Linked DNA regions of Homo sapiens: region 1 is linked to region 2. A link is a loop called in an ENCODE intact Hi-C map of the cell type or tissue named here. Cell type or tissue: B cell. All regions are shown on one strand. Links, peaks and the distances in the headings refer to the core of each region. The heading gives the core; the rest is flanking DNA. Region 1 holds the start of METTL3 (methyltransferase 3, N6-adenosine-methyltransferase complex catalytic subunit). Region 2 overlaps TMEM253 (transmembrane protein 253).

Evidence for each region. Peaks named below come from ENCODE experiments on the same cell type or tissue, not always from the same donor. Only the 100,000 strongest peaks of a DNase experiment are listed, where the experiment ranks them.
Region 1: it touches region 2 in a loop (29-fold over the local background); 3 of 110 quality-filtered maps call a loop at or near these places.

What each region holds. Positions count from the first base shown.
Region 1 is chr14:21,509,187-21,514,557 of GRCh38, reverse strand. It overlaps METTL3 (methyltransferase 3, N6-adenosine-methyltransferase complex catalytic subunit), which reads left to right and starts at 3,218. Exons shown (of 11, transcript NM_019852.5): 1 at 3,218-3,434. The coding sequence starts at 3,335. RefSeq lists an enhancer at 2,936-3,175. In B cell, for the core only: no CTCF peak of the experiment used is centred there; a DNase peak (open chromatin) is centred at 3,087; H3K4me3 peaks cover 2,281 bases; H3K27ac peaks cover 1,614 bases.
Region 2 is chr14:21,101,373-21,106,743 of GRCh38, reverse strand. It overlaps TMEM253 (transmembrane protein 253), which reads right to left. Exons shown (of 7, transcript NM_001395467.1): 2 at 5,293-5,371; 3 at 4,769-4,879; 4 at 4,624-4,680; 5 at 4,229-4,339; 6 at 3,965-4,111; 7 at 3,020-3,605. The coding sequence ends at 3,486. It also overlaps a transcript of ZNF219 not described here. Among named protein-coding and RNA genes, the nearest start is that of TMEM253, 3.0 kb to the right of the region's middle. RefSeq lists an enhancer at 2,703-3,447. In B cell, for the core only: CTCF peaks have their summits at 2,084 and 3,014; DNase peaks (open chromatin) are centred at 2,103 and 2,873; H3K4me3 peaks cover 1,650 bases; H3K27ac peaks cover 1,086 bases; H3K27me3 peaks cover 467 bases.

The DNA of each region.
Region 1 (5,371 bases), core at 187-5,186, 410 kb before region 2:
GAAAGGGGGCAAAGTCACACTGCCTAAGGGCATGTAGGTGAGAGGCATTGTTGTGGCCAACACTGGAAGCAATCTACCATAGCAGATATGAGGAAAAGTTGAGAAGTGTAATGCATGCAGCACCCATCTGCTCAAAATTAGGCTTACACTCCATTTTGACTAGAAGAATTCTGCATTTTTCCCTCCTCCTCCTCCTCCTTCTCCTCTGTGTACTGCTGAGGGCTACGCGCGGACAAGAAAGCAATGTCTTTCTTTTGAGCAGCAAACTGGTCAAGAGGAGTCTAAAAAGAATCTCTCTACAAGAAGATCATGCTAAGAGGCCTTCCTGTACTTCTAAAATTTGCCCAATATGCCACTGTAATAATTTACCCAGAGTTAATGTGAAAGCAAAAACTTCTGGGAGCTGCCCTTGATTTGATTGACTTTCAGGAGTACTTGTGCTACTTCTTTGCACCACTGCCCTCCAGCAGTGAGAGTGAGGCTTGTCTCAATAAAACAAAAACAAAAAAACAAAGTTACACATCCCAATAGATAGTGTAAATTCCCTAAAAGTAAATTAAGTTCAGAAAATGAGATGGAAATGAGTATTTTCATCACTACTAAATCTCCATAGTATCTAACACATAGTAAACACTCAATACTTACTGAATGGATAAAAGTCATATTACAATACACATACATCTTTCAATAGCTCCCTTCATATTCACCCCTTCCTTTTCATTACTGTTCATAACCAGCTTTTAGTTACAGTTCTTCTCATCAGACACTTAGTTACAATGGACTAATAACCATCTTTGTCCTCTCCAAAATCTCCTTCCTCCTCACCTCAATTTATCTAGAACAGCAAATCAATTTTGAAACATTCCTATTTACAAACCCTAAGTGTTTCCTATTGTATTCTGAATAAATTGCCAAGTCTTTACTCAGGTACCATGTACCTTCTACAATCTGGCCTCAAATTTGGAAACCTAAAATTTCTCCCAATATTCCCAAATATAAATCTTTATGTTCTGGCGAACTAATCCAGATTGGCATAACACACATCACGCTTTCCTACCTCTAGTCTAGACCTTTGCCTTTATCATATTCCAGACCTGGATTTCCCTCCTATACCTTCACCTACTGAAACCTTAGTGGTCATTTTAAGCCTGAACCTTGATTCCAGCTTCTTTCCAATGCCTTCCTGGGTCATTAAACTTGGAGTCCTCCTCTTCTTTGAAATCACGTTTTTTTTTTTCCTGTTTTTTTGTTTTGTTTTGTTTTTGTTTTTTAAAAAGTCTATGCCCATGCTACCTCATGCTGTGAAGATGGTTCAGTATTAATAAACTGGCTCACAGCTCCTTGACCAGATTATAAACTCTTTGAAAACAGGAGCCATGCCAGTCAAACTATTTTTTGTATTTTTTGGACAACAGCGTATGGCATCATGTAGACATTGGATAAGTCAGTGATTCCCGAAATGTTTCCATTCAGGGAGCTCCATTAAAAAAACAAAACAAACAAACAAACAAAAGGCCAAGCCGGTGGCTCATGCCTGTAACCCCAGCACGTTGGAAAGCCAAGGCAGGCTGATGAGCTAAGGTCAGGAGTTCAAGACCAGCCTGGCCAACATGGTGAAACCCCATCTCTATTAAAAATACAAAATTAACTGGGCATGGTGGCAGGTCCCTGTAATACCTGCTACTAGGTAGGCTGAGGCAGCTAGAATCCAGGAGGTGGAGGTTGCAGTGAGCTGAGATCACACCACTGCACACCAGCCTGGGCAGTAAGAATGAAACTCTGTGTCAGGCCAGGCTCGGTGGCTCACGCCTGTAATCCCAGCACTTTGGGAGGCTGAGGCAGGGGGGCAGATCGTAGGGGCAGATCACGAGGTCAGGAGTTCGAGACCAGCCTGGCCAACATAGTGAAACCCTGTCTCTACTAAAAATAAAAAAAATTAGCCAGGTGTGGTGGCACGCGCCTGTAATCCCAGCTATTCGGGAGGCTGAGGCAGGAGAATCGCTTGAACCCAGGAGGCGGAGGTTGCAGTGAGCTGAGACCACGCCATTGCACTCCAGCCTGGGTGACAGAGTGAGTGAGACTCCATCTCAAAAAAAAAAAAAAAAGAAAATGTGTCAAAAAAAGAAAGAAAGAAAGGATTGTAGGAAAAACCACCACCACCAACCTTGTATTTAAGTTTACTACACATACAGAAAAGTGCACACCAAAATGTTCAGCTCAATTACATTTCACAAACTGAACACACTCATGCAGGTAGCTCTCATAACAAAAAACACAACGCAACCAGGACCTCAAAGCCCTCTTAGTGTCGGAACCCGATTTTAATAGATTACACGTACTTTGTAAATTTAGCCTAAGAGAGAGATCACGTATTTGAAGACCTCTCGGATTTTTCCTTCATCAGCCCTCCCCACTTCCCCACGCCTCGTCAACACAAAGAAGCATGCCCGCACCCACCACCGCCCCCTCCTCACCTCAGATTGGGGACCACCGTTGTGTTTTTTATTTTTTTGTAAATGAACGCATGGAAACAAACCAACACCACCTTCAGTGGAAAAGGTATGTTAGTACCAAACTGTCAAAAGGAACTAGTGATCCTTCATCTTAAAAATCTGTACTATGGCCGGGTGTGGTGGCTCACGCCTGTAATCCTAGCACTTTGGGAGGCCAAGGAGGGCGGATCACGAGGTGAGGAGTTCGAGACTGGCCTGGCCAACACAGTGAAACCCCGTCTCTACTAAAAATACAAAAAATCTGCCGGGCGTGGTGGCGGGCGCCTGTAATACCAGCTACTCGGGAGGCTGCGGCAGGATAATCACTTGAACCCGGGAGGTGGAGGTTGCTGTGAGCCGAGATCGCGCCATTGCACTCCAGCCAGGGCGACAGAGTGAAACTCCGTCTCAAAAAAAAAAAAAAGAAAAAAACCCCCAAAACTGTACTATATGGTGTTGCTCTCTACGAGTGCTACTTTAACACAAGTCAACTCTCAGGACTCCTCTCCGAATATTCAACATGGCCGCATGCGCGTCTATAAGCAACATGGCCGCTCTGCCAGTCACCAACATGGCAACCACAGCCTCACTGTGTCCGGAAGCATGAGAGAGCGGGTATGAGGACTATACCGGCCGCTCTGCCAACACCTAACGTGGCTCTTTATAGCTTCCAAGAAAGCGCGACACCGGAAATGACTTTTCTGTCTTGCTCAGCTCCAGGGGTCATTTTCCGGTTAGCCTTCGGGGTGTCCGCGTGAGAATTGGCTATATCCTGGAGCGAGTGCTGGGAGGTGCTAGTCCGCCGCGCCTTATTCGAGAGGTGTCAGGGCTGGGAGACTAGGATGTCGGACACGTGGAGCTCTATCCAGGCCCACAAGAAGCAGCTGGACTCTCTGCGGGAGAGGCTGCAGCGGAGGCGGAAGCAGGACTCGGGGCACTTGGGTGAGGCACTGGGCTGTTGGGGCCGAGGCTCAACCGGGGAGGACGGGCGGGATCCCTAGAGAAAAAGCTCCAGAGTCACTGCCCTTTACCAAACGGCCATTTCTATAAAGCCTCGTACATTGGTACTCCCTCTCCACCTTCAGCAGCAGACGTTCGCCCTTCTGCAAGTAGTTCGCGGTTCCTCCTCACGCTGGGCCTCGGTTCTTCCAGCTCACTTTTACCGGACGGACGCTTGAGCCCCACCCTCGTCCGCCTTGCCCACTCCTCTTCAGACTGCGAGGACGTCGCCTTTGTGAGGCTGCTCAGCCCCCTATCCCGCGAAGCAGCAAGAACCCCTTTTTGTTGCTGCTTTGGCGCTTTGTTCCCTCAGTTATAACGACTGTTTTGTAGTGGTCATTTCTTGGCAGCTGTGGGTACAGTAAGCGAGGAATGAACCTTTATATCCGCAGTGCCCAATTTAGTGGCCCGTACAGAGTGGCACTGGGTGTTTCTGAATGAGTACCCCTACCGGCATTGACTTAGCCATTTACATACCTAGCAGGAATCTGAAAACATTTGTGTTTGGTTTCCAAACTTTTTCTCTTCTCCTGTTGCCCCCGTGTCACGATCATAAAACTTGAAGGAAATTTAAAAGATTAAATTCACTGTTATCCACTCCCTACCCTCAGGACAAACTCTGAATTATTTAAGGCAAACTAGTAACAAAGCTCTGCAAAAATAGTGACTCAGTATCACCTTTGTGGTAGATTGTTCCAATATTTGTCAGTATCTTCAACTGCATCTCTAAATCTTGTCTAGATCATGTTAGGTTCATGTGCTCGTATTCTGGCCCCTAGAAATAGAAGATGCACTGGCAGGATCCTCCCACCTAATTAATTACCTTTCTTGAGTATCTACAGTGTTCATGGGTCTAATTAGACAAAAATAAGGAAGAAATTGCCCCTGTCCTCAAGAAGTTTAAAAAGCATAGGATTCAAGGGGAGACGCTTACAAAAAGTGAGGAATATGATAAGATATATGTACGAAACCAAATGAATGAATCTACAGTCTGTACAATGAAGAGAAGTAACAAGAGCTGGTGTAGGTAGTGAAGCCATCAAAACCATCATAGTGGAATTGGCACTTGAATTTGGCCTTTATGGCTATATAGGACCTAGATAATTAAAGAGGTAAGAGGGGAGGATAGTGGAGTAAGAAGTGCAAGTCATATGGTCAGGCAATAATTAGTAGTCAAGTCTCAGAGTAGTTCCTGAATTACCTAAGAGGGAGAATTTTTTTTCCCTTGCTCTAGAAACTTCATTGATTTATTTATAGATACAATTTTTTGTTTTGTTATGTTTTTTCCCCTATTCTTTGGTTTCCTGTTTTGAAACTTTTTAAAAATGTGCATAAATGATGCCAACGACTTTTTTTGCTTTTGTTTTTGAGATAGCGTCTCTCACCGTTGCCCAGGCTGGAGTGTAGCAGTCCTCCCGGCTCATCCTCCTGAGTAGCTAGGACTACAGGTGCATGCCACCATGCCTGGCTAATTTTTAACTTTTTAATAGAGATATGGTCTCATTATGTTGCCCAAATTTGTCTTGAACACCTGGCATCAAGCTGTCCTCTTGCCTAAGCCTCCCAAAGTGTTTGAATTACAGGTGAGAGCCACCATATCCAGCCTATTTAATTTTCCTGTGGAGTCTTTTCCCATTCAGCAATGGCAGTTGCAAAAGGGGACCTGAGGATCAGGTAGTTGTTTGTTTCAACAAAGTGATCTGCAAAATTATTTAGTTAGTTAGTTAGAGACAGGGTCTCCCTCTGTCACCCAGGCTGGAGTGCTGTGGCATGATCATGGCTCACTGCTGCCTTGACTTCCCGGGCTCCAGCGATCCTCCCACTTCAGCCTCTCAAGTAGCTGGGGCCACAGGCGTGTGCTACCATGCCCAGCTATTTTT
Region 2 (5,371 bases), core at 199-5,198:
GCAGAAACCTTGTCAGTTTCTTCTTTCAGTGAAGTTCCCATTCAAGTAAAATGAGTGACCTCCACAGAGGCTGCCAAACTGATGAAGAAAGAGGCAGATACAGTGGTTGCTGGGAATCACTGCAGCAAAGCAGAACGCTGTCATGGAGCAGCCCGGGACTGTGGCAATAGGCAGTGTGGAGGGGGAATAATGAGGAACACAGGACAAGTCTCCAATAGTCTTTGCTTGCAGCTGGCAGAGGATAATGCACAGGAAAGCGGCATTAGCAGCACTGGAACTAAATCCCAAATCTGACTTCTCATCTACTGCGCCTTCCATTGTTACATATTCCCTCCTCCCCCACTCCTCAGTTGTGACTAACAAATATGTCTCCAGACCTTGCAAAATATCCTCTGGGGAACGAAATGACCTTTCTCTGAGAACCAATGCCCTAGAGGGATATGATGAAAAAGGTTTTATCAGAAAGGTTTTAAGAATTTAATATTTAATCGAAGACTCTTGGACTTTGCAAGGTCTACATGAACTGTAACATATATCCAAAACCTGAATTCCTACTATGTTTATCTAATGCAGACTGATGATTGAAGAACTATAGCTGAACTGGCTCTTGAGTTTTAAGAAATTATCATTTAAACTACTTCTTACCTCTACAGGCAATTTATTTTTAACCCCTGAAGTGGTTTATAGTTTTAAAGTACTTTTCCTTGTGTGATTTTATTTTAGCCTTGATACTCCAGTAAGGTAGACAGAATAAATATTACCATAACCTCCAAGTGCACAAAATGTAGTTCAGAGAGGTTTGACTTGCCCAAGCAACAAAATTAGAATCTAGGTTTCCTGAGTCCCAGTCCTATTATTTTTTTGAGGAAAAATTTCTAGTAAGAACTTAGGGGTTCATGAAACCAAACCAAAGAAGTAGGTATGGGCATAACTGCTGGAACAGATAAATTTCAACTGCTAAGCTGTTCAAAAATCATCACAAATTATTAATTCCATTTCTTTTTTTCTTTTTGAGACAGAGTCTCGCTTTGTCTCCCAGGCTGGAGTGCAGTGGTGCGATCTTGGCTCACTGCAACCTCTGCCTCCTGGGTTCAAGCAATTCTCCTGCCTCAAACTCCCGAGTAGCTGGGATTACGGGCACCCACCACCATGCCGGCCTAATTTTTGCATTTTTAATAGACACGGCCACCATGTTGGTCAAGCTGGTCTCGAACTCCTGACCTCAGGTGATCCACCCGTCTTGGTCTCCCAAAGTGCTGGGATTACAGGCCTGAACCACCGAGCCCGCCCAACTATGTTTCTTTTAATGAAGTATTTCTGCTTCCCCTCTCCTTGCAGGCATTGCCCTTCTGGCCTTCCTTAAGTTGGGTGTGGCTATATGACTTGCTTTGGCCATTGAATGGGTGGAAGTGACATGAATGTATCACTTCAGGGCAGCATTTAAGAGTCCATGAACAATTCTTCATGCTTACTTCACATTCTGAGGCGGGGGGCGCGGGGCGGGTAACCTTAACCTTCATAGGGACAGGGTAGGATCTCAAAATGGTGGCGCTCCATGAGCTTGGGAGGAAACATTTGCAATGAACAGAATCCCTTGCCAGCCTACTTTGGACACGTAGTATGAGAAATAAACCTTTGTGGTCTTAAGCCACTGTGATTTGGCATTTACCACAGCAGAGCCTAGCTTAATCTGACTGATAGAGGTTAATTTCCATGGTCATCAAGCTTCTCTGGAACTAGAATGCAATATCTAATCTGATCACATCACTAAAACCTGGAAAACAGAACAAATTGTTAATTTTCTTCCCTCAGCTTCCTCATCTACCACCACCTTCTGACTTTCAAGAAAAATATTGTTTCATCGGCCCTGCAGACATGAGCTCTCCATTATTCTGGCAATTAGACTGGGGGAGAGGAAGAAATGCAGAAGGCCTAGATCTTTTCTCCATTCCAGAGCCTGATCCCAGAACTGTCCCCACCCACTAGTACTCACACTTAACCTTGTCATAGGAAGATTATTACCACTCTTCCAAGGTGTCACAAACAGAAAAGAGCTGCAGCGGACGCCACTGCAATGTCAAGGCAAGGCAGCCAGGCTGCGCTCTATCCTCACTGGTGCCTGGCCCTGGCTAGGCCGGGAGAAGCAGCATTCTCTAGGGAAAGAAGCCTTCTCAAGTGGGAACAAAAATGAGTGTGAGGCGAACAGCCATCCCGGGCACTATGTGAATTTGGGGTGAGTTCTCTTGGTACTCCAGCTGTGGTCAATTTCTAGTTTCTAGCGGCCAGCAAGCTGCCCAGCTGCTGCTGCTAGTGGGACTCCCAGTTCTCCCGGGCTTTTCCCAAGCCCAAGCGAGCCTGTTATCTTTGCACACTTGCAAAGGTCGTAAACGGTGGGGGTGAACGCAGCCAGAACTTCAGCAACCCGACCGCAGCCGAGATCAAAGGTCGGCGGGTCAGCCCAGAGGCCAAGCCTGCGCAGTCCCGCTCCCGCGTTGGAGATAAAGGGTGGCGGCAGCGCAGGCTCGTTACACCGGCGTGCTCGCAAGAGGCGGGAAAGCGTTAGGGAGAGACGCGGGTCGCAGGGTCCCTCCCTCTGCCTGCCCTATCTACCCGCCTGCCCAGCGAGCCTGTCCATCTTCAGCGCCCAGGCCCTAGGGGAGGGGACGAGAAAGGCCCCGCGCTTCTGACTCATCATCTCCAACCCCTTTCTCGCGCGCGCTCCAAGTCTCAGGACTTCGGACCTGGGCCCTCCTGCGAGGGGGTGCGGCGACAGCATCTGGGAAGCCCCAGCTCTGCCAAGCGTCAGCTCCGAGCCCTCGCCAGTCTCTGAAGCTGCCAGCGCAGGGCTGGGGACCCAGATCCAGCTCTCTATTGCAGTGGCTGGGGGAGCGGCACGCCAGTGCAGGACCGCCCGCCCGGCTCCTCCCCGAACGCGGGGCCAGTGGTCGCGTCCGAGAAAGCGCCAGGCTAGGCCCCGACTTCCCCGCCTCGCGTCACTCAGCACATCCAACAGCGCCCCTACCGCGGAGAGAAGGCTCTTTATTTCCTAGCCGGTCACGGGCTAGCGGGGCATCCTGGGACTTGTAGTCTCCGCTACAGTAGAAAGGAGATGGATCGAAAGGGGAACTGGGGCACTCCTGAATTGGATTCAGGGAGTTGGCGTGTGCAGGGTCCGGGATTTGGAGTGGATGGGATTATGAAAGGTGGACAGAAAAGAAAAGTGCGATGAGGCAAATGTGAAGCTGTATGGGGAGGTGACAGGAAGAGAGGATATGGATGCAAGGGAGAAAGCAGCTTTTCAGGGTGGTGAGGTGAGGATATATTCTCGTCCAGGTGTATCTTCCCCTAACAGGGAAGGAACGAAAAAAGGGCCTGCTTTGAGTGAAAACTGAAGGCACTCCCGGACTTCCTATTGGACTCGAAGGATCCCAGCAAGCTTCTGAGTTTGGTGGGGTGGGATGCAGGAATGTCTGGAGAGCATTCTCTCAGGGTGGAAGGAGAGCAGCACGTGTCTGTTCCCGCTGTCCCACCCTCTCATTTGCTCCTGTGCTGGCCACCGTGGGACCATTCTCCAAACCAGGAACCTCTTCCAACTCAGAGAAGCCCTGAAAACCAGAGACAGGTGTGAGCAAATTGTAGAGGTGAGAAAGGAGAAACCCCAGACAGAAACAACTGCTTCCTCCTGCCCAATTTTCTATCCTGTTTCCCATAGTCCTGCCAATATTTAGGCAGCTTCCTAATGCTTTCCCACTCTTTTAACCTCAATCATTTGGATTCCCAGTTTCCTCTTACCCACCATTAGGGGAGAAATGTTCAAAGCCAGAGAAAGCCAATCAGTTTCATTCTAGGACCTCTTCTTTTCTCTCCTGCCCCATTATTTTCCCTTAAGTGCCACTGACCAGGATAGGCAGTGGAAAAATTAGTTGGCAGCTAGCTATTCGTGCTTTCTTCCCTGCCCCCATACCTCCTGCAGCTCTTGATAGTGCAGACTCTGGCTCCTGCAGCATCCTGGTTTCCTCTGGCTCAGCAAGAATAGGGCGTGCACTGAGACCAGCACTCCCCCTAGGGTGAAGGCCTCAGCACTGAGTTCCAGCACCAGCAAGCCAGCATGCTGCAGGTAGACAGGGCTGAGAATGCAGGGACCCCGCACCTGTTTGCCCCTGCCCTTTTCCCTTCCCACCTCCTCTTGCCTCCTTATCCTCCCACCTTCTCCTTCATTGACCAGTACCTGGGAGGAGGCAGTTGGGGCAGGCCCCAAGGCTGTCTTCATCACCTCGACCACCACCACTATGAAACCCAAGATCAAGTTGAAGGTGTTGAATATCATCATGGCCCGCACCTGCCAGTGAGCCAGCTCAGCCCTGCCCAGCCTAGGGGAGTCATTCCAACCTCAATCCCCACTTGCAGCCTAGCTGAAGACAAAACTCAGCTTCTGCTTCTCAGCCTCCAAACAGGGCCATAAGCCCTCTTAACTTTTTTGCTTTCCTCCTCAGTGATTGAGGCCAGTCAGTGGTGACAGCTGAGAGAATGAGTCAACACTTAGCCACTTACTTCCTAGGCTGAGGGTTGTAGGTGTCTGTTTTAGGGAGTGGGAGGACAGTGCTGCGTTTTCTTCCCTCTCACCTTCCAAAGGCGGGGTGCTCTGCGAAGCTCCAGAGTGACAGTCCCAGTGAGGAGACCCTGAATGGTGAGAAGGGCAAGTGTTGAGCTCTGGTCCCGTTAGGAAGGGGCCCTGGGACCTTCCACCCTCCCTTGTGGTGGGTCTTACTGAGGCTCCAGGCCCAAGAGGCAGCGCTGTGGCCATGTGACAATCAGAGTTCAGGCAGGCGACTGAGACAGCAAGGGGCACCACAACCACTGCCAGCCATAGCTGGCTCACCTGGGGGTAAGGGTAGGGTAATTGGGGAGGAACTGTCAGGGATTCCCTCCCTTCTCGTAACTCCTACCTCTTTAGAGATCAGGAAATGGGATTGAATGCAGGGTGGAGGAAAGCAGTCAACCCAGAGCAAGGACGTGATCATTAAAAATTAAGTATCATTTAATTTTTTCTGCCTCATATTGTAGTTTAGTTACTTACCTGTATGTTTTCCCCCACAAGATGGAAGCTACTTGGGAGATTAAGGGTCTTGCCTTGTTTATTTCTATGTTTTCCTCTACCCTCCTCCCATTCAGAACCTAGCTCAGTTTCTGGCACATGGTAGGTGCTCACTTAACATGGATGGATGGATGGATGGAATTGAATTGGGTAGAAGTGGACATGCTGAGACCTGGGATGGGGTAGCCTGGCCTCACCGCTAGCACCAAGAGGTGCCCACTCTGCCTGTGCCTTGCCCAGTGTTGTAGCTTTTCCAGACGAAGGCTGTGTCTCTCC